Linked DNA regions of Homo sapiens: region 2 is linked to region 1. A link is a contact called in ENCODE Hi-C or POLR2A ChIA-PET data. All regions are on one chromosome and are shown on one strand. Each heading gives the region's core, a stretch centred on a gene start or an enhancer-like site at or near the end of the contact. The rest is flanking DNA. Distances are from core to core; before and after follow the strand shown. Region 1 holds the start of LINC00544 (long intergenic non-protein coding RNA 544). Region 2 holds the start of LINC00385 (long intergenic non-protein coding RNA 385).

Evidence for each region. A loop is a pair of places that touch in the nucleus more often than their neighbours do. ChIA-PET counts read pairs that join two places held with the same protein, here RNA polymerase II (POLR2A). Pooled maps may share reads with other maps.
Region 2: a loop to region 1 is called in a pooled map, with 3 times the contacts of the local background. The contact joins the promoter of LINC00385 here to the promoter of LINC00544 in region 1. A Hi-C loop is called at or near these places in 9 of 50 pooled maps. POLR2A ChIA-PET finds 5 or more read pairs at or near these places in 2 of 52 experiments (CD4-positive, alpha-beta memory T cell and activated CD4-positive, alpha-beta memory T cell).

Annotation. Positions count from the first base shown.
Region 1 is chr13:29,934,474-29,938,490 of GRCh38, forward strand. It overlaps LINC00544 (long intergenic non-protein coding RNA 544), which reads left to right and starts at 2,058. Exons shown (of 5, transcript NR_033889.1): 1 at 2,058-2,228; 2 at 2,729-2,808; 3 at 3,433-3,536. RefSeq lists enhancers at 342-401, 1,122-1,241, 1,372-1,491.
Region 2 is chr13:30,152,055-30,156,241 of GRCh38, forward strand. LINC00385 (long intergenic non-protein coding RNA 385) reads left to right here and starts at 1,708. Exons shown (of 2, transcript NR_187533.1): 1 at 1,708-2,843. LINC00384 (long intergenic non-protein coding RNA 384) reads right to left here and starts at 1,020. Exons shown (of 2, transcript NR_138041.1): 1 at 980-1,020; 2 at 1-95. RefSeq lists an enhancer at 1,205-2,404.

The DNA of each region.
Region 1 (4,017 bases), core at 808-3,307:
ATACAGTTGGTTTTGAGCTTCTAACATATGGTATTGTTGGCTCTTTCTGAGAAGAGAGATCCTGCTTGTGCCCAAGGAATCCCTGAGGATCCCTACGTAGGACCCACTCATCCCACTGCTTTGTCTCTCTACTACAGGGCAGTCTGTGTCCAGCCACTTCTGGGAAGTGGAGTATCTGATTGGTTACCCTGTGTCATAAAAGAGAGGGCATCTGAACTAATCTCTTTATGCAGAGTTTCACAGCACTTCCTCTGGGTCACACCCTCATAGCTCCATTCAGGCAAGGTATAGATTTGAGTAGAAATATCTGTCCTGAGCATCGAGGTACCGCGGTGATGCAAATGTAAGCCCCAGCACAGACAGCATGTCTGTGTTTCTAGTGAGCTGGCAGATGGCTTTTAAAGTCAAGTTACAAGTGTGTCCAGGCACAGGGACAGCTGTGTGAGCAAAGGAACACTTTTGTGCCAGGGAGGGAGAGAGGACCAGCTCTAGGGGGAACTATAGGCTCTGCAGGCTCAGAAAGAGGCAGGTGTGATGAAAACCTTCCAGGAGCACCTCATCACTCCGTTCAGGCCTCCTGACTCATTAGGAGATTCTGGTGACACCCCGCCTCCCTGGCTTCAATCTCTCTAGCTGTAAGCCTGGGGATTGGAAGACTTGGCACAGTCTTTCCTCCCCAAGGGTGCCGTGCTGATGATGTTTGCAGAGTGCATCACACTCCTCTGATAAAAGGTGTCTCCTGAGTACAAAGTATCATTGTCACTATATTCCACAATGTGGCTAAATATAGGTGTGCACCAATCTGCTGAAGAGCAGAGTGTCTCTTCAGCATTTGCCTGGGAGGAGCAAGTGGCCCAGTGGCTGCATAGGATGCAGCAGAAAAGAGCTGGCATGCAGCAGCAGTGTACCTGAGACCAGGGCATGGGGAGAGGGAAAGGCCCTGCATGCCCCCCTGGTGGGCAGCCCCAGCCCACTTGGTGACAGTGAGGCCTGAGTGCAGCAAGGCTGGAGTCATGCTGTGAAAGCCCACAGTAGCAGAGCCCCTGCCAGGAATATAGCAAGGAGATCACAGATCACAGAGTACATTGCACCTGCCCCATGCAGTGGCGGAGCAAGACGCTCAAGGGTCTGGAGTTAAGAGGGACCATTTGAGGTTAAGAGGGAAGGAGTCTCCCTTGTTTTGGTTTTTGTTTTTTGTTTTCCCACACAGTCCCAGAGGGTACTGTGGTGTTCTGACACACTCCCTGTGTCAGAGCTGTTTTTTCATTATGACCAAGACAGAGCAGGTGTGAGAGCTGAGCATCCTCCCCTTGCTGTGCTCCTCTGGTCTCCAAGGCACCCTCCCCATGCGCTGCTTCCTTCCACTTACCGCCCTCGCACGGCACCACATCCTGAGCTCTGCTTGTTCCCTCTTCAGACTGGCAGGTGGTTATAGAGGTGTTTGGGGTGTCAGCTCTGAAATGCTAAAAATAAAACCAGGCTTTCTATCCTGGGATGTCTCATTAGTTTGCTTACAAATGAGTCCCCCTGCAGTTTTTCAGCAATTGGCTAACAAGCTCTAATTTGAGCGTTTGGGCTGGACCTTGGCTCAGTGGGAGCAGACGCGGAGCAGACGCCTTCTCGGAGCTGCCTGTTTGGGGAAGCTGGTCGTTTCCACTCTAGCTCAGCCTCCCAGAACAGGGAAGCTGCAGGAAAGTTGACAAAAGCACAGCAAAGCAGGGAGAGCCTCCTCGGTAGAGAGCAACGACCAGGTGGGTGTGGGTGTGGAGAGCAGTGGGGCCCACCTGGGCAGGTGCGGGGGGATGGGAGGAGGGGCTGAGAGTGCTCTCTAAGTTAAGGTCACGGTGTAGAGGAGAGGACTTGAAAACTTCCTGCAGCAGCTTCGTGGCCCGGTGAAATGTTCTCAGCAGCAAGCATGAAGCTCTGATTTGTAAAAAAATCAATACGGCTTGCATGCCAACTATGCCTTCTCCAATCCTGCATTTGTGATGTCAGAGGTTGTCATTCTGGGCTATGGAGCAAACCTTTCAGGGTTGACCCAGTCCTTCTAGGTCATGTGGAGTGGGCCAGCTTTAATGAACCTGTCTAAAAGGAAGGAAGAGAAAGAGCTCAGCTCCTTAGGGGAACAAGGTGGACCTTGGCAGCTGTCTCACTCCTCACCAGCTCTTCACCTCAGATCTTGTCCTGACTTCCTGGTCCACTAACGGCCTCCTGGATAGAAGAGTCAGGTAATGATCCCTGCCTTTCAATACTCATTGCTCAGTTTCAACAATCATCAACAATTTGCCAATCTCATTTCATCTCTCCTCTTATCTTTTTCCTTTTCTGGAGTATTCAGATCCTCTCACTTTCTGAGTGGAACTAAGAGTCTTCCTCACCTTCATCACCACTATTAGCTTATAAACCTCTTTTAAGGACAGGGATTCACCTCAGCTCAATTATGTTTTGTTACACACGTGGTACCCATCTTCTGTGTTGAGAGATGTTTGAATTATACAGTTTTTAGTGCATTAAGTGTTAGTGTTTGGGATCCAATTTGGCTCACTCTAGATGAGCTATAGAGTCTTCATTTTTTCTCCTCTCCCTTTTTCCTTCTTGAGTTAAAAATCACAGTTACCCAGCCTCCCCATACCTCCCCCCGCACCCTATATTACCACTTGTTTTTCTTTCTTTTTTCTAACCACACCCTGAGGCATTTCACCAGCAACTCTTTATTATCTAACCACAGTTCACCAGCCCAGGAGATGTTCTGAAAATTGACAATGATCATGATATACCCTGGATCCAGAATACTTCTCTATACAATGGGTGTGTATAAAGACAGACAGACCTGCCAGGCTCCATCAGGAAAGCTCTGTGTCTCCTTCACATGTGGAGGGACAGAATATTATCTGGAGATGGAGAATGCTTCTGAGAGCCTCTAGCACAGGGATCCCCAACCCCACAGCCTCGGGCAGGTCCCAGTCCCAGTCTGTGGCCTGTTAGGAACCGGGCCACACAACCGGGGGTGAGCGGTGGGCAAGTGAGCGTTACCACGTGAGCTCTGCCTCCTGTCGGATCAGCCGGTAGCATAAGAGTCTCATAGAAGCGTGAACTCTATTGTGAATTGCGCAAGTGAGGGCTCTAGGTTGGGTGCTTCTTATGAGAATCTAATGCCTGAGGATGAGGCAAAACAGTTTCATTCCAAAATCATCCCCCGGACCCCATCTGTGGAAAAATTGTCTTCCATGAAACCCGTCCCTAATGCCAAAAAATTTGGAGACCACTGCTCTAGTAGGCCTGCCTACTGGGCTTACTTTGTGTATATGAAATTGATAATTATTCCTCGTTTCAGAAATTTAAAATGTTACATTTATATTTCTTTCATATTTCCAACATTGTACCAAAGGTCAGTCCTAGAATGCTTTGTTTTAGCTGTTTTTCTTTCCTTAGGCAGAGAACAAAGATTGGTGGCTTCCTCCTGAGCACACTGGGATGTGGCATTACATCGGGGCTGCTGAGTGCCCTTACCTTCAGCTGCCCAGATGCAGAGGCAGGTGGGTGGGGCCAGGGAGTTTGATGCTTCACCTCCTTAAGTGAGAACTGCATCATGCAAACAGTCAGCTCTCAGCCAGATGGCACCACAAGGTTCTGTGAATTTCTCTCAGCACAACAAGCACATCTGCCAGTTGGGTTCCAATGCTGTTTTCTCTTTTCTTCTCGGCACTAGACACCAGGGCTTTAATTACACAGCCAAACTCAGCCGCAGAACACTCCCCAGTCTCGTCCTGGCTGGGCCCAGGACCTCCCCACCTCTTCAAAAGCCCCAAAATGGAACGATCATGGCCGGTCATCAGGGCCGGCAGGTGCAAAGGTGCTAAGTGGGCTGAGCTGACCCTGTACTCCTCTTGGTTCTCTCTGTAATGATCCCCTCTTCCTCACAGGCCCCCTTTGCCCTGATCTCGCCCTCCCACCTGCTGTCGGAGGGCCCCTCATGGAGATGCTCAGCCAGGCCCAGACCTCAGCGCTCCCTTGGCC
Region 2 (4,187 bases), core at 458-2,957, 220 kb after region 1:
AGGATCCTCTCCCAGCCTCACCTGTGTGGCTGACAAGCTGATGCTGGCCTTTAGCAGGAAGCCTCCATGCTCTCAATATCAGCTTCTGCACAGGGCTATTTGAGAATTCACAGAATATTTTGGCTGACTTCCCTCTGAACAAGTGATCCACAAAACAAGGTGGAAGCCTCAATGCCTTTCCTGCCCAGCCTTGGAAGTCACATATCATCAGCTCTGCCACATCAGCTGGCCTCACAGACCAACCCTGATGCAGCGTGGGAAGAGACCATATGAGGTGCAAAAATCAAGGGTCATTGGGGGGTACCTTGGAGGTTGTCTATCACCTGAAATTTGATCTTGAAATGGGGACTTGCTGCACTCAGACCCTAACAACCACGTTGCATTTCTGCCTCCCTCTGCTCATCCGTAAAATGAAGCGCATTGCTGAGCACAGTTTTACTAGTTCATTCAAGCATCTGTTTCCCAAGTTAGTCTGCAAGCTGCTTAAAGATAAGGACTACAGCTTCTTTATATCTCTATCTGTATCCTCACAACATCATCTCTATCCTCTCAATGCCTTGGTGCATGCTCAACGGATGAATGGAAAGACTGGATGCTCTTCAGCAGGGACCTACAGTTTCTACTTCATCCCTGAGTTCTAATGAGCCAAAGCCCAGGCAGCTCCAGAAGCTCCAGTGTTTGACACGCAACCCCACACAGGCGGAGGTTCTAGAGCTGTATGGGTATGGATGCAGCTCCAGAAGTCTGCAGCCTTCCAGGAGGGGGGCGTGAAGACAGAACTGTACCTCCCAATCCCTCCTGACCTGACTCACATCAGCCACCAAGCTTGGGTGGACAAGGTATTCCTCGGTATTAGGTTTAATCCCAGACATTAAGATTTGGGGTGATTTTTCTTTTAGGCTTTTCTATGTATTTCAGATTTACCACAATGAATGTGTGTTTGTTTAGTGCAGAGAGAAAAATAAGGAAAAATAGAAACCTCAGTAAGCTGTTGTAATTTTTACACTGGCTTGCTCAAGCAGAGTTCCAGATCCGGCTCTTCTGTAGGATACATTCACTGAGGGGTCACCTCCCCTGGGTTTCCTCACTGTTTGTTCAGGAAGACAATGACTAATCTGTAAAATGGGAAAGTTAACCTTTACTTTCTTCTCATTTTACACAGAATTGTTTGCAATAATTAGTGAGACATTGATGGACAGATGGTTGAGATCTGGGGAGAAGACACTGGAAGGCCAGATGGCCAGTGACGAAGGAGGAGAGAATGGGATTGTTATCAGGATAACACTGACCACCCCTAAAATTGCACTGTGCCTCCACTGCCCGAATAATTACACCCATTCTCCTTAATGGATTCTGCCGGAGGGGACCTGCCTTTGAAGGCTCACATTTAATTGTTATTATCATTATTACTATAATTAGTATAATGTAATGGATTCTGGACTTCATGCATTGCCTCTATATAACAGCAAAGTTCCTAGCAGCCAGCTGGTGTAGAGGACAGAAATTCCACTTTTTCTTCAGAAGCCACTGAGAATGTAAAGACACCACTGAAATCCTCAGACTCACTAGGCCTGGCTTTAATAAGCATTTCCCCCTGTTTCTTTTTTTGCTCCCTCTACAGAAACAGCTTCTCAGTGAAAATTGTCATGACAACCTGGAGAGAGGAAACGTTCTACTGCAAGCCGAGCGTGGGGACCGAGGGTCGGCGTCACAGTGAGAGAGCCATGATGGAGGACGGGGTCACCCTGCTTGCCCAACGCGGGGAGCTCCGTCATACAGAACCCCAGTGAGTTCTGGAGGTCACGCTCTGTTTCATAAATGAAAAGCTGGGGCAGGGGCCTTGCCACACGGACACTCCTCGGGCCTCACAAGCTCCTGTGGGTGACCAGGCTGCTCCCCACCGCCGGCGTGGGCTGTTGCTACCCTGCACATCCCTCGGGTGGGCAGCGGTGCTTGAAACGCCAGCTCCCGCCCTTCCTGCCTAGTGGCTTGACGGCTTCATTGTGCTAACCACCCAGGCAAGCTTGCGTGACTAACGGAGGAGCGTCTCCCCTTAGATTCTTCCCGCCCGGAGCCGGGGACAGCAGGTTGTTTATCACGGAAGGGCTGGGAAGAGCTTTTCAGAAAGGCCTTGGGGACTCTCTGTGTGGCATGGAACAGAGAGTGCCTGCCCACCCCAGGCAGCCAGATGCAGCCCCTGCCTGCTTCCCCCTCCCTGGCTATGTGCGTTCCAGAAAACCACCTGACCTCCAGATTCTCTCTCGTCCAGTGGAGATTCTCCTGCCCGAAGGCAGGCGCTCTCCAAGGTCCCTCTCCCCAGAAGAGCCACGATCCCAGGAAGCCGGCTTGTGCAGAGGAAAGAACCGCACCTCGTTGTCAGAACAACCCCAGCTCTGCCACCTACACCTTGTGTGACCTTGGGCAAGTCAGAGAAACTTCTCAGATGCACAATCTCGTCACGCTCCTAGTTTCCAAGCCCACACACCTGAGGGTCAATGTCCCTTATTGCACCCCCACCCCATACCGACTCCATCAGCAAGTCCTGTTTGTTCTTGCCCCAAGTATCTCTCCTGTCTGCCCATTCCCTGCATCTCCCCCGTCACCACCCCGGGCCAGTCCCCGTTACCCGCACCTGGAGGTCTGCACCAGCCCCACCTGCACTCCGGCGTCCACTCTCGCCCCCATTGCTGTGATCTCCACACAACCACGAGCGGCCTTGAGAGCGCAGCGAGGCCGTGAGGCTGCGCAGAGCCCCTCAGTCAGCAGGACCGCGCTCACGGTTCAGTGGGCCGTCTGCTAGAGGCTTTCCGCAGTTCATTCCTTCTCCCCACACAACTCTGAAGGTAAGATGTCTATTATCACACCGTCCCACTTTACAGTGAGGAAACGGAGGTCCAGGGAGGTGAAGGCTCTGGCCCAATCACAGACTAGTGAGGGATAGAGCCCGGATTTGGACCTAGGCAGTCGGACCCCAAGTCCATACCCTGGGCCTCACGCTGGATTGTTCCAGATCCCACACCAGCTCCCGCAGGTCCTCGCCAGTGTCAGCCCTCACCAGGCTCCCCCCGCCCATTGTGCTCCACTCACCCCGCCTCCCCCTGCAGGCAGGGCACATGAGCACCTCCAGACCTTTGGCATCTCCCCTCCCCTCGCCACCTGGCTGAATTGTCCCCTTCAGCCCTCTGAGCCTCCCTCCTCCTCAAGGACACCCCGGCCTCCTGATCTAGAGGATGGAGCACAGGGAGAAAGCACAGGTGTGTTTCTCCCTGGCTGCTGCTGGTCTCCCCAGTTGGTCTATATGACCCAGGAAGTCATGTCCAGGTCTGTGTCCTCTGCCGTCGTGTATGCTGGCAAAGCGTGATACCAGCACACAGGAGGGGAAGTCAGTATCCTCGTGATGGGCAGAACGGATGAGCATCGATGCAGAGGTGCTGGGAGGCCAGCCCGTGGCCCAAATGAGAGCTTGGTGATCTACCTCTGCCCCATGGAGGGGGCACCTGCCAGTCAATCTGGAGAGGGGCGTGTGCTGGCAAAAGAGGGTGCCCCTGAGCTAAAGCCCTGGTAGGAGGGTGGAGGAGAGGGAAAGGACTCAAGAAGGACTTCTGAGTGGGCGATACACTGGAAGTGGGGAGTGAGGAGACTGAAGCATCCAAGGTGGTGCCCGGGTGGCAGGCTGGTGTGCTGGGATGGAAATGAAGAGAAGACACGGGGCTGCCCTCAGAAGGGGTGGTGGCTGGGAAGAGGAAAAGCAGTCAGCCCTAAGTACTTAAAGTATCTGGCAATTTATAGCAAGTGTCATTAAAGGGGAAAAAGTTGTGGGGAGAAGAATGTTTTTGGAATTTGTGACCTCCACACGGGCTGAGGCATTTCTCCTTGAGGTGCCTGCTCTGGCCACCTGAGCAGGCCCTGACTCACAGAAGATGGAGGAGACACCGAAATGCTCTCTCTTCTTCCTAAAATGCATAGGTATTTTACCCAGATTGATTCATTACTCCCAAAGTTAAATTAGGGGCATTTTGTTGACAGTCACCGGTGAGTTCTGAGGAGGGCTCTGGAAGGGGAAATAAGAACTAGAAGAGGCTCTGTCGGTGACCCCTGCCCCAACCCCACTCTGGGAAGGGGTTCAGGGAAGGGAAGAGCGAAGGAGGCTGAGGACCAGGCGGGTCCTGGCCAAGAGGAAGCCGCCT